Linked DNA regions of Homo sapiens: region 1 is linked to region 2. The links are chromatin contacts, found by Hi-C or POLR2A ChIA-PET in ENCODE. All regions are on one chromosome and are shown on one strand. Each heading gives the region's core, a stretch centred on a gene start or an enhancer-like site at or near the end of the contact. The rest is flanking DNA. Distances are from core to core; before and after follow the strand shown.

Region 1 (5,808 bases), core at 2,537-5,036, 180 kb before region 2:
GCTGGGATTACAGGCACACACCACCACGCCCAGCTAATTTTGTATTTTTAGTAGAGACAGGATTTCACCGTGTTGGCCAGGCTGGTCTCAAACACCTGACCTCAGGTGATCTGCCCGCCTCTGCCTCCCAAAGTGCTAGAATTACAGGTGTGAGCCACTGTGTCCGGCCAAGAGTAAAATATTTTTAAGGTGCAAAAGGAAAAATGGTAAAACCTAGAGCTAGGATTCTATATCTAGTAAAAATATCCTTCAAGACTGAAGGCAGAATAAAGACGTTTTCTTATAAATGAAAACTAACAATGTTTGCTGTCTGCACCACAAGAAATGCTTAAGAAAGTTTTTCAGGCTAACAGGAAATGATAGCAGATGGAAATTTGGATTTCCCAAAACATTCTTTACAAATGGTAACTAGATGGGTAAATATAAAAAACAATATTTATTATTTTTCTCTAAAATACGTATCACTGTTGAAAGTAAAAATTATAGCATCATAATTGAGGGGTTTAAATCATGTGTATATGGAATATATATAACACCTGTAGTATAAAGGAGGAAGTTGATGGTAAAGCACAGATGGCCAGTGAAAGCGAAACTCCCTGGCAGACTTCATTTTTTATGTATAACTTACATTTAGTAAAGTGCAAAGATCTAAGTGTGCACTTGATGAATTTATGCGCATAACCACCACCGAGATCAAGATTTAAAATATTCTGACTCCCCCAAAACGTTCCCTTGTGTCCCTTCCCATTTGATGCCACTCATCTCGCCTCTATCACCATAGATTAGTGTTACCTGTAGACACCCATTTTCTCCATGTTTCCTTTTCCCACTTCTCAGTCCTCTGTTTTCCCTTGTTGCCTTTAGGGCTGTATTGGCACCTCTGTCAAAGGCTCATTAGAGGGATATGTATATCTATTCCTCAGAGCTACATAGATAAATTAATTTCTAAAACAAATTAATTTCTATTCCTCAGAGCTACATAGATAAATTAATTTCTAAAACAAGAGGCATGGAGCCGAGGAAGACAAAAGGGAGTATGAGTAGAAGAACGGGATTCTTCCCTGAACATGCCCTGCTTACTAGCTACATGGAATGAAAACAAGCACCACTTATGTTTCATCGAAACTCCACTTTCTCCAACAAGCCTGTAAAAGCCATGGAGTCTGCCTGTCATGATCCAGCAGGCAGGACTTCTGGTCCCAACTTTCTCAGATTTTACAGCCTCTGTAAGTGTGCTTCAAAGCTCTTCCCCAGGGCTGTTCCAGCAGCACCGAGTGCCCACAGCAGCCAAAGGCACCCTCACATCAAGTCCCAGAACTTGATAATGATGATGTTGGCCTTGAGTGGAGGGTTGCTGATTAGGAGACAGTAGGTGGGGGAATGCAGCAAGCTCTGAACACAAGTTAATTAATGACCACAGTGTGTGCAGTTAATGCTAACATCAAAAGCCAGCAGCATGAAGGGCTCTTTGATCTCCAGTTCAGTACCCTTTCAAGTTGTCCCCTTTATCTTGCCCAGAAAGTTCTTGCTTCTTTCTGCCTTGATTTTTAGGAAGAATTTTAATAAGAATGACCTCCAGCCCCATCCACATACCCCGTGGCAAGCAGGAAATGGGCTAGAGCAGCATCCTGAATACACAGTTAGATCCCTGCATCTCATTGTTACCAAAAGGCTCCAGTTCCCAGTGACATAAAGTGGAATCACAGCTGTCCTTTTAAAAAAAGCTTGTGCACAGGAAACCTGTATAAGAAGGTTCTCAGCAGCATTCTTGATAGGAGTCAAAAGCTAGAAACAGCTAAAATGTCCAGCAACAATAGAATGAATACATTGCTGGGTGTTCTAACAATGGAATAATATATATCCATGAAAATGGACATGACACAGCTCCATGTGACCACATAGATGTATTTAACAGGCATAATAATGGATGAAAGAAGCCAGGAGTAAAATAATAAATGCTACATAATCTCATTTATATAAATTTAAAAACATGCAAGACTAAATTATAATGTTTCTAGGGTGAATAGTTAGGCAGCAAAAGCATAAAAGAGAAGCAAAGAAACAATTACATTAAAATCAGGGAGGACAAGGGCTTCACTCCTTCAGAAGAAACTAAAAGACTTTCTGTGAAAAAAAATTAATGATACCCAATGTTAGCAAAGATGTAGGAAAAGAGGCATTCTTGTACAATTCTAGTGGGAGGGTGAATTGGTACATCATTTCCATTACTTTTGTAACCTAACTATTCACCTAGAAACACTGTAATTTAGCCTTGAGTGTTTTGAAATTTATATAAATGGGCTCATACAGCAAGTTGGCAATGTGAATTAAATGTCTTATAAAAATGCACGCTGGTTGATCCACGAATTTCCTTTTGATCTCAAGGAAGTTATCAGCTGGGTACTTCAAGATCTATACACAAACCTGTTCATTTCAACATTATTTATAAAAATGGTTTCTAGTAGCACACCCAGATATTTGGATCTTACCAAATACCTTGCAGCAGAGCTATATGGAGATGCAAATATTTTCACCAAATATTATTGAAAACATTTCTCATGTGGTCCATTTTTAATTATAGAAAGCATAAATACATATTTAAATGTGTTGTAGGATATTTCACAAAATGTTAACATGACCCTGGGCAAGGAAAAATCATGGGTGATATATTTTTCATCAATAGTCTGTATTTTATGTATTTTTTCCCAAAAATGGACATGCATTTTAACTGTATAAAAAATTCAAGGCCGGGCACAGTGGCTCATGACTGTAATCCCAGCACTTTGGGAGGCTGAGGGGGGTGGATCACCTGAGGTCAGGACTTCGAGACCAGCCTGGCCAACATGGTGAAACCCCATCTCTACCAAAAATACAAAATTAGCCGGACATGGTGGTGCGTGCCTGTAAACCCAGCTACTCAGGAGGCTGAGGGAGAAGAATCATTTGGACCCAGGAGGTGGAGGTTGCAGTGAGTCGAGATCATGCCATTGCACTCCAGCCTGGGCAAAAAGCGAATCTCCACTTTAAAAAAATAATAATAAATATAAATAAATACATACATACATACACATCTTTAAATGGAAGAAAAAGTAAAATCGGGGCAGAGTGGGGGTGTGACAGGGAAGGGGTGTATGGAGGAGGGATGTGTTCTGGGAGCTAGAGATGCTCTATTCTTGATCAGAATGATAGTCATCAGGGTGTTCCCTTCATTCTGCTGTACATTTATTCTCTAATCTTTTCAGTCACTCTACCATATTTCACAACTTTTAAAAAGGGGAGGGGGTTAAAAAAAGAAAAGTCTGAGAATTTTAACACAAGCTAGGGGAAACTGTAGTTTCAAAGAAAAAAAAAAAAAAGGAAGAAGAAGAAAAGCCTGTTCAGTTGCTGCAATGCCTAATAAAGCTGCAAATACAGCCCAAACCCACAGGCTGTCAGATTCACAAAGTGTGAATGTAATGTAGGCAGGGGAGATGAAGCATTGAGTTATGTTTCTCACTCACACACACACACACACACACACACACACACATGAAAATCTGTCCTTCTGGCCGCCCACCCTTCACCTAATCAGCACCAGTCTAGGCTGCTCAGTGGTGTGTATTCTCACCAAGGTGCTGCCCAGAAGATCCACCTTGCTCAGGGAAGCGTAGTTGGTCCTGTTCCCTTTCACTTTTGCTGGTGCCAGAAATCCTGACAGAAGCAACAGTCTCTATGGTGCCAGAAGAGGAGGCTGTAGCGCTGCCTGGAGACAAACCCTTGCAGAATATATGCTTCCAATTGGAACATGTTGCTTTTAGAGCCTCAGGGCCCTGCAAGGGCAGGATGTGCCGCTCTGATTCCCAGTGTGTGACAGCAGGGGATTCCTCCCAGTTATTCTCAGAGTCAGGCTGTGGTTTGTACTTTCTTTTTTTTTTAGAGACGGAGTCTCGCTCTGTTGCCCAGGCTGGAGTGGTGCAGTGGTGCGATCTCGGCTCACTGCAACCTCCGCCTCCCGGTTTCAAGTAATTCTCCTGCCTCAGCCTCCTGAGTAGCTGGGACTACAGGCACACGCCGCCATGCCCGGCTAGTTTCTCTTGTCTTTTAGTAGAGAGGGGGTTTCACCATGTTGCTCAGGCTGGTCTCAAAACCCTGAGCTCAGGCAATCCGCCCACCTCGGCCTCCCAAAGTGCTAGGATTAGAGGTGTGAGCCACTGCACCCGGCCGGTTTGTACTTTCTATCAGATCATTCAACTAAACTTTGTGACACCGCAGATAAAACAAAGCAGATTAATGTCGCTGATCCAAAGAGCCAGGTTCTGCTGCACTTGGACCCAATGGGACCCGAAGAGGCTTCGGCTCTCCAGCAAAGATTGGGGGAGCCAGGTTTGTCCTCACCCGTAGTTCAGGGATGGTGTTGGGTAATTTTGATAAAGTACCCCTTCCTCATAGAAGCAAAAACTCCTTTCTGTTATTTTTTCTTTTAACTTCCAAATTAAAGACACCAACATGTTGTAACAAACAACATAGAACATCCTTTAATCCAGTAAGGGGCACTGCCAACCATGAAGAAGGTCAGTTCACAAGCAGACACATAGGGCATAGACATGGCCTTCCCGTTGCAATCTTGGTTCCACCTCTCATGGTACCTCACGCTCTCTGTCTTGTGTTGTAACTATCTGTGCACTTACCATTGACTTTATCTCCTCCATTACTGGGCTGCAGGCTCCCAGAGGACATAATCCGTGTACAATGGATTTACCTTTGTTTCCTCCCTGCCTGGCATAATGCCTTGTAGTCAGTAGCTCCTCCAAATGTTTGTAGAGAAGAAGAAAGGGAATTAGCATGCCTTAATCTCTAAGCTGTACCAGTTACTATACATATGCTTAATGTATATGATCATATTTAACTCGTAAAACCAGCCTCCAAGGTGTTATTATTACCATTTTATAGAAATGGTAAAGAAACGGAGGCTCAAAAAAGTTAGATGCCTGCTTAAGATCACTGAGCCAGTTAGAGTGAGAGATGGACTTGAGTCTAGAACTGTCCCTCTGCCAAATTCCTGCTCTTATTTCTTCATTAACGAGTGAATGAATGGGGGTTAATGATACCTGTGCGATGAGTCATCCCCAGACCCCCAGGTGCTACTAACACTGCTTCCCAACCCTCGCCTGGGGTTGGCAGGGCTTTTTTAATTCACTGGATAGTCCCTAACAGGGCTGGCATTAACCCATAGACAATAGAGAAGTGGCCTTGGCATTAGTTTGTGAGATATTCTCTCTGCTCAGATAACCTCCAGGGCAAAAGTGAATGCCACTGCGTGCTTCCTCTGTCCTTAAGCATGACCACACCCATAAGGGCGAAGCAGACTCCTGAACTCACCCAAGCTTTTTCCTTAGAATGTCTTCCCCGTCATCTGCCTGACAAATGCCTGATCATCCTTCAGGATGCCTTCCTCAGCTCCCTCAGGCAGAGCTACTCACTCATTCTTCAGCTACTGCAAACTGAGTAGGGACTACACATTGTGGGGTCTAAAGTAATCAAAAGTCTCTACCCTTCAGGAACAGCAAGCCAAACAGGGAAGAAAAGAGACCAGCTGCAGTGGCTCACACCTGTAATCCCAGCACTTTGAGAGGCTGATGTGGGTGGATCACTTGAGGTCAGAAGTTTGAGACCAGCCTGGCCAACATGGTGAAACCCCGTCTCTACTAAAAATACAAAAATTAGCCGGGTGCGGTGGCGTGTGCCTGTAATCCCAGCTACTCAGGAGGCTGAGGCAGCAGAATCGCTTGAACCCAGGAGGTGGAGGTTGCAGTGAGCTGAGACTGAGCA
Region 2 (6,451 bases), core at 1,314-3,813:
GAGAAAAATAAAAACTAAACAGGCTAAGGGGCTTGCTGCGGAAGAGGAATGGGAGGAAGCCACAGAAGTTACAGTAGAGCTACAAATAGGATATGAACCCATTATCACTTAACTATTTTGTTCAAGTGTGTTTTCAATATCTGGGTCAATCAACAAGTTGGTTAACATATCCACCTAATGAAGGGAAGGCTAAAACACACAGAATGATAATATGTCCTGCTGTACATCCTATGGAAATCAGGAATTACATAGTCCTAGTTACTCAGGAAACTAAGATGGAAGATCGCTTGAGCTCAGGAGTTTGAGACCAGCCTGGGCAACAGAGTGAGACTCTGTCTCAAGTAGAAATCACGACTTACCAATATTTTCCACTGAGGACTAGGAAAACTGGGGAAATGAGGTCTAAAGATGCTGTCACTTGTTAGTGGTGTGACCTTGGCCAAGCCACTTAACTTAAATCTTAATTTCTTCATGTGCAAAACTGAGGATAATACACATGAATAAAACCATGCAGGCCAGGCAAGGTGGCTCACGCCTATAATATCAGTACTTTGGGAGGCCAAGGTGGGTGGATCACCGGAGGTCAGAAGTTCGAGACCAGCCTGGCCAACATGGTGAAACCCCATCTCTACTAAAAATACAAAATTAGCCAGGCGTGGTGGCGCATGCCTGTAATCCCAGCTGCTCAGGAGGCTGAGGCAGGAGAAGCACTTGAAATCGGGAGACGGAGGTTGCAGTGAGCTCAGATTATGCCACTGCACTCCAGCCTGGGCGACAGAGCGAAACCCTATCTCAAAAAGAAACAAAAACAAAAAAACCATGTAAATAGTTTAGTAAAGTGTCAAGCATAAAGGAAGTGCTTAATAAATTATCAGGAAACCATAAAATCATCTAATCTGATTGCTTTATTTTACAAATGAGAAAACTGAGACCCTGAGAGATTAAGTAACTTGGTTAATGTCCTTTACTTTCTGTCTCAAGGTATTTAGAGTACAGTTTCTATTTCCTGAATCTCTTTTTCCCTTGGCTTCAGTGGTACTCCACTTTCTACCGGTTCTCCTTGTTTTTAGTCTCCTTTTCTACTGCTCAGTTTTACAGGTCAGTTTGTCTTAAGGTGCTGCCCTTAGCCTTTCCTTACTCCCTCTAGCTGACATTTCATCCTCATAACATTATTTTAACTGCCACCTTTTAAGGATAAGTCCTAAATATCTATTTCCAGTCCAAATCTTTCTCCTGAGCACAAAATCTTTATGTCTAACACACCCCTAAATTAACCAGATACAAAAAGAAACTCATCCTTTTCTCACAACAACCTTGCTCTTTGCTATGTATTAACATGTACAGTTAATAAACGGTACTAACCTCCAATCTGCCAAGCTAGAGCCTGTGTCATCTTACTCCTCTCTTAACCTTTCAGCTTCAAGTCAAGTAAGAAAAAAAAAAACAACAGAACATCCTATGACCTACTTAGTCACTAGGTTTTTTTATTCGATCTCATCCTCAAATTTGTTTCCTCCTCTCCAGTTCCACTACCATTACCTTAGTTTATTTAAGTCCTTGTCATGTCCTGTCTAGATTACTGCAATAGCATTCTAACAGATCTCTCTTCCCCTACTGTTGCTTTTGCCTGAAATTCTGACCTGGCTCGCTCCTATTTCTTAGGCATACACTTCTGTTTTCCTATGGAACCCCAGGGCATGTTTCTTTCATAGCACTGACTACTCAGATTTGTGGGTTTACTGTTTTGCCTCCATCATTAAACAAATAACAATTTGAAGGCAGAGATTTCTTTTTTTTTTTTTGAGATGGAGCCTCACACTGTTGCCCAGGCTGGAGTGCAGTGGCATGATCTCCGCTCACTCGCTCACTACAACCTCCACCTCCCAGGTTTAGGTGATCTCCTGCCTCAGCCCCCCAAGTAGCTGGGATTAGAGGCATGCGCCACCATGCCTGGCTAATTTTTTGTATTTTTAGTAGAGACAGGGTTTCACCATGTTGGCCAGGCTGGCCTCGAACTCCTGATATCATGATCTGCCTGCCTCGGCCTCCCCAAGTGCTGGGATTATAGGCGTGAGCCACCGCGCCCAGCCCAGAGATTTCATTTTTATCTGTATCTTCAGGGTTCAGCATAGTGCTTGGTTGACAATAGGTTCTTGACAAGTATTTATGAGTAAATGAATGAAATGAAATTAAAGAAATAATTTAGAAAGTTTAATCTTAATATCATTTAATTCTACATATTCCTAAGGTAAATAATGCTTTATTCTTTTAAAATACTCTTTAAAAAGTCAAAGTTGGGAGGAAAAGATACATATTAGCCAAAGAAACCACTGCAATCTTTTTTTGAAGGAAGGAAACATGAGAAATAATTTATAATCTTCAAGGCACTACACAAAATGAAGTATTATCAAATTGAATTTTTGCACCAAAGGTTACTAATACATATATAGGTTTTTAAAATCAGAATTTTGTTTGTTTTTTATAGAGACAGGTCTCTTGCTCTGTCACCCAGGCTAGAGTGCAGTGACACAATTATGGCTCACTGCAGCCTTGACTTCCCAGGCTCATGTGATTCTCCCACCTCACCCTCCCGAGGACCTGGGACTCTATAAATAAGCCACCACGCCTGGCTTATTTTTTATTTTTAATAGAGATGAGGCTGCATTATGTTGTTCAGGCTGGTCTCAAACTACTAAGCTCAAGTGATCCTCCCACCTTGACTTCCTAAAATGCTGGGATTATACGCATGAGCCACCGTGCCTGGCATAATACATAGGTTTTAATGAACTAGACAACTGGCATGTATTCAAAATGACTACACTTATGTAGCTTCCAAGAAAAGGAAATAATACTAACTTTTAAACAACTGGAGAATGGGGATCTTTTTTAGGTTACAGCATATATCATGAAGCTAAATTCCTGAATTAGCTTCAGGCAATTCATGAAACTAGTGAAAATGAATTCCCAATGTATCAGAATACAAATTACAGAGACACACACACACACACACATGCATGGTCCAGAAACTAAAAACCTTTTTTATATCTTTAAAGGATTATTAAAGAAGAAGAAACAGAAACAGCAACAGCAGTGACCACATGTAGCATGCAAAGCTAAAAATGGGCTGGGCGTAGTGGCTCAGGCCTGTAATCCCAGCACTCTGGGAACCAAGGTGGGTGGATCACCTGAGGTCAGGAGTTCGAGACCAGCCTGGCCAACATGGTGAAGCCCTGTTTCTACTAAATATACAAAAATTAGCCAGGCGTGGTGGCACGCACCTGTAATCCCAGCTACATGGGAGGCTGAGGCAGAATTGCTTGAACCCGGGAGGCGAAGGTTGCAGTGAGCTGAGATCATGCCACTGCACTCCAGCCTGGGCAACAAAGTGAAACTCCATCTCGAAAAAAAAAAAAGCTAAAAATGTTTAATATCTGGCCCTTTACAGAAGTTTGCTGACCCCTTATATATAGCATTTCCTTGGTAGAAAAAGTCCATAAGCTCTCATGAGAGTCTCGGAAACAAACCAAAAAAGTCTGCTTGCCCCTACCCCCAAAATGGTTAAGAATTGCTGGAATAGAAGTCTTTTCCCATTATTGATATCCTAATGAGTGCATTCTCTACAGTTTGCTGCAAGGTAACAAAGGAATTGTAGAACCTAGAATAAAATAACTGGAATTTACTTATTCTAGATTTTGCCATTTAAAATGCCTATCACACTAGACAGCCTGAAATAATGTGCAAATTATTTAGAATCAGCTTGAGAATTTTCAAACCCATTACTGTGTTCTTACCTGAAGTCCTTTTATAAAGTTTTGAACTGAGAAATCATGATACAAAAAGATGTTGGTCAGAACCTGTAATACTTTTTCATTTATTTTAAAGGGAAACTGAGTTGTAAGAAGTAGCTGAAAGAGATTAAAAGGGAGGGGGACACACTCCTTGTTAGTCTTCACTCTTCATAAATACTAAGTATTAATAATGAGGCAAAGAATGATATTATGACACAGTTAACTATGAAAGCTGCAATAATAGCTAGTTTTTTAAGCTCAAATGTCAACAAAAATTTTAAGTTAATTTATACAAGAGTAACAAAAAGAAGCTACTTATACTGTATCTTCAGAACCAAAGATCTATACCATCTTCCATCAAATTCCTAATTAAAAAAAAATACCACCTATTAACTATATCATCCTTTTTTTTTTCCTCACCAGAAACCACTGAAGAAGCTGCAGGCTTTGGCAATTCTTATTACCAGATGAGATTTTTTTCATTACTACTGATTCAAATTAATGAAGAGTAATATATTATGTATTGTTGAATGAGAAACACAAATGTCTATTTCACAGATGTCTATTTCAAAAGTATAGAATAGCTGAATTTGTATTATTTGGCTAATTTTCAATTGTCTATAGTGATGTTTTACATCTGGAAATGAAAAGTCACACAAGGCTTCTTAAACAGAAGCATAGTTGTAAAAGGCCAATTGAACTTGGCTATAACCAAGTTTTTTGTTTTCTTTTTGTAGAGGAAAGTTCTTGCTCTTTTGCCCAGGCTGGAGTGCAGTGGTGGCATCATAGCTCACTGTAGCCTTGAACTTCTGGGCTCAAGTGATTCTCCCACCTCAGCCTACCAAGTAAAAGGGATTATAGGTGCTTGCCACCCTTTCCGGCCTAGCCAAGCAAATTTAAAAATAGCAGCTTGAAAACATTTTCCTTAAAGTGTCTATAAATCACCTTTATGGAAAAAAAGAAAAACACTAAAACCCATGTGTAAGTGGCTAGTGGGCAGGTTGTTTTTAGTTTACCTTAAATAAGCAGCATAAAGCACATCTTAAAGGAGGTGAGTCCAGAAGCAATTTGGGGAAGGTCAATGATATGGTTTGGCTGTGTCCCCACCCAAATCCCATCTTGAATTCCCAAGTGCTGTGGGAGGGACCTGGTGGGAGGTAACTGAATCATGGGGAAAAGTCTTTCCCATGCTGTTCTCATGACAGTGAATAAGTCTTATGAAACCTGATGGTTTTATAAAGAGGAGTTCCCCTGCACAAGCTCTCTCTCTTTGCCTGCTACCAGCCATGTAAGATGTGATTTGTTCCTCCTTGCCTTCCACCATGATTGAGGCCTCCCCAGCCATGTGGAACTGAGTCCATTAAACCTCTTTCTTTTGTAAATTGCCCAGTCTCGCCTATGTCTTTATCAGCGGTGTGAGAACAGACTAATACAGTAAATTGGTACCAGTAGAGTGGGGCACTGCTGAAAAGATACCCAAAAATGTGGAAGTGACTTTGGAACTGGATGACAGGCAGAGGTTGGAACAGTTTGGAGGGCTCAGAAGACAGGAAAATGTGGGAAAGTTTGTAACTACCTAGAGACTTATTGAATGTCTTTGACCAAAATGCTGATAATGATATGGACAATGAAACAGGCTGAGGGGGTCTCAGATGGAGATGACAAACTTGTTGGAAACTGGAGCAAAGGTGACTCTTGTTATGTTTTAGCAAAGAGACTGGCGGCATTTTGCCCCTGCCCCAGAGATTTGTGGAACTTTGAACTTGAGGGAGATGATTTTGGGTATCCTGAGGAACAAATTTCTAAGCAGCAAAGCATTCAAGAGGTGACTTGAGTTCTGTTAAAGGCATTCCATTTTATGAGGGAAGCAGGGCATAAAAGTTTGGAAAATTTGCAGCCTGACAATGAGATAGAAAAGAAAATCCCATTTCTGAGGAGAAATTCAAGTCAGCTGCAGAAATTTCCGTAAGTAACAAAGAGCCAAACGTTAATCCCCAAAACAATGGAGAAAATATCTCCAGGGCATGTCAGAGGTCTTCATGGCAGCCCCTCCCATCACAAGCCTGGAGACCTAGGAGGCAAAAGCGATTTCACGGGCTGGGCCCAGAGTCCCCGTGCTGTGTGCAGCTTAGGAAATTGGTGCTGTGTCCTAGCCACTCCAGCTGTGGCTGAAAAGGGCCAACACAAAGTTCGGGCCACGGCTTCAGAGAGTGCAAGCCCCAAGCCCTGGCAGCTTCCACATCGTGTTGAGCCTGTGAGTGCACAGAACTGGGGTGTGGGAACCTCCGTCTAGATTTCAGAAGATGTATGGAAAAGCCTGGGTGTCCAGGCAGAAGTTTGCTGTAGGGGCAGGGTCCTCATGGAGAACCTCTGCTAGGGCAGTGTGAAAGGGAAATGTGGGGTTGGAGTCCCCACACAGAGTCCTTACTGGGGCACTGCCTAGTGGAGCTGTGAGAAAAGGGCTACCATCCTCTACACCCCAGAATGGTAGATCCACCAACAGCTTGCACCGTGTGCCTGGAAAAGCTGCAGACACTTAACACCAGCCCATGAAGGCAGCCAGGAGGGAGGCTGTAACCTGCAAAGCAACAGGGGTGAAGCTGCCAAAGACCATGGGAACCCACCTCTTGCATCAGCATGACCTGGATGTGAGAAATGGAGTC

The links. A loop is a pair of places that touch in the nucleus more often than their neighbours do. ChIA-PET counts read pairs that join two places held with the same protein, here RNA polymerase II (POLR2A). Pooled maps may share reads with other maps.
Region 1: a map of Right ventricle myocardium inferior shows a loop between it and region 2 (3-fold over the local background). The contact joins two enhancer-like sites. A Hi-C loop is called at or near these places in 4 of 168 maps with a recorded cell type or tissue (PC-9, Right ventricle myocardium inferior, cardiac septum and 1 more) and 4 of 50 pooled maps. POLR2A ChIA-PET finds 5 or more read pairs at or near these places in 1 of 52 experiments (A673).

What each region holds. Positions count from the first base shown.
Region 1 is chr6:87,794,630-87,800,437 of GRCh38, reverse strand. The region is part of intron 2 of LOC101928911 (a long non-coding RNA gene); the gene reads right to left. Among named protein-coding and RNA genes, the nearest start is that of AKIRIN2, 95 kb to the right of the region's middle. RefSeq lists enhancers at 505-574, 1,213-1,714, 3,512-3,611, 3,566-4,065, 4,066-4,567. Within about 2 kb of position 3,786, at least 5 of the 41 ENCODE cell types and tissues checked have a DNase peak (open chromatin) inside an H3K27ac peak, as active enhancers do.
Region 2 is chr6:87,613,768-87,620,218 of GRCh38, reverse strand. ORC3 (origin recognition complex subunit 3) reads right to left here. Exons shown (of 20, transcript NM_012381.4): 9 at 3,792-3,905. Among named protein-coding and RNA genes, the nearest start is that of ORC3, 27 kb to the right of the region's middle. RefSeq lists an enhancer at 5,977-6,451. Within about 2 kb of position 2,563, at least 2 of the 41 ENCODE cell types and tissues checked have a DNase peak (open chromatin) inside an H3K27ac peak, as active enhancers do.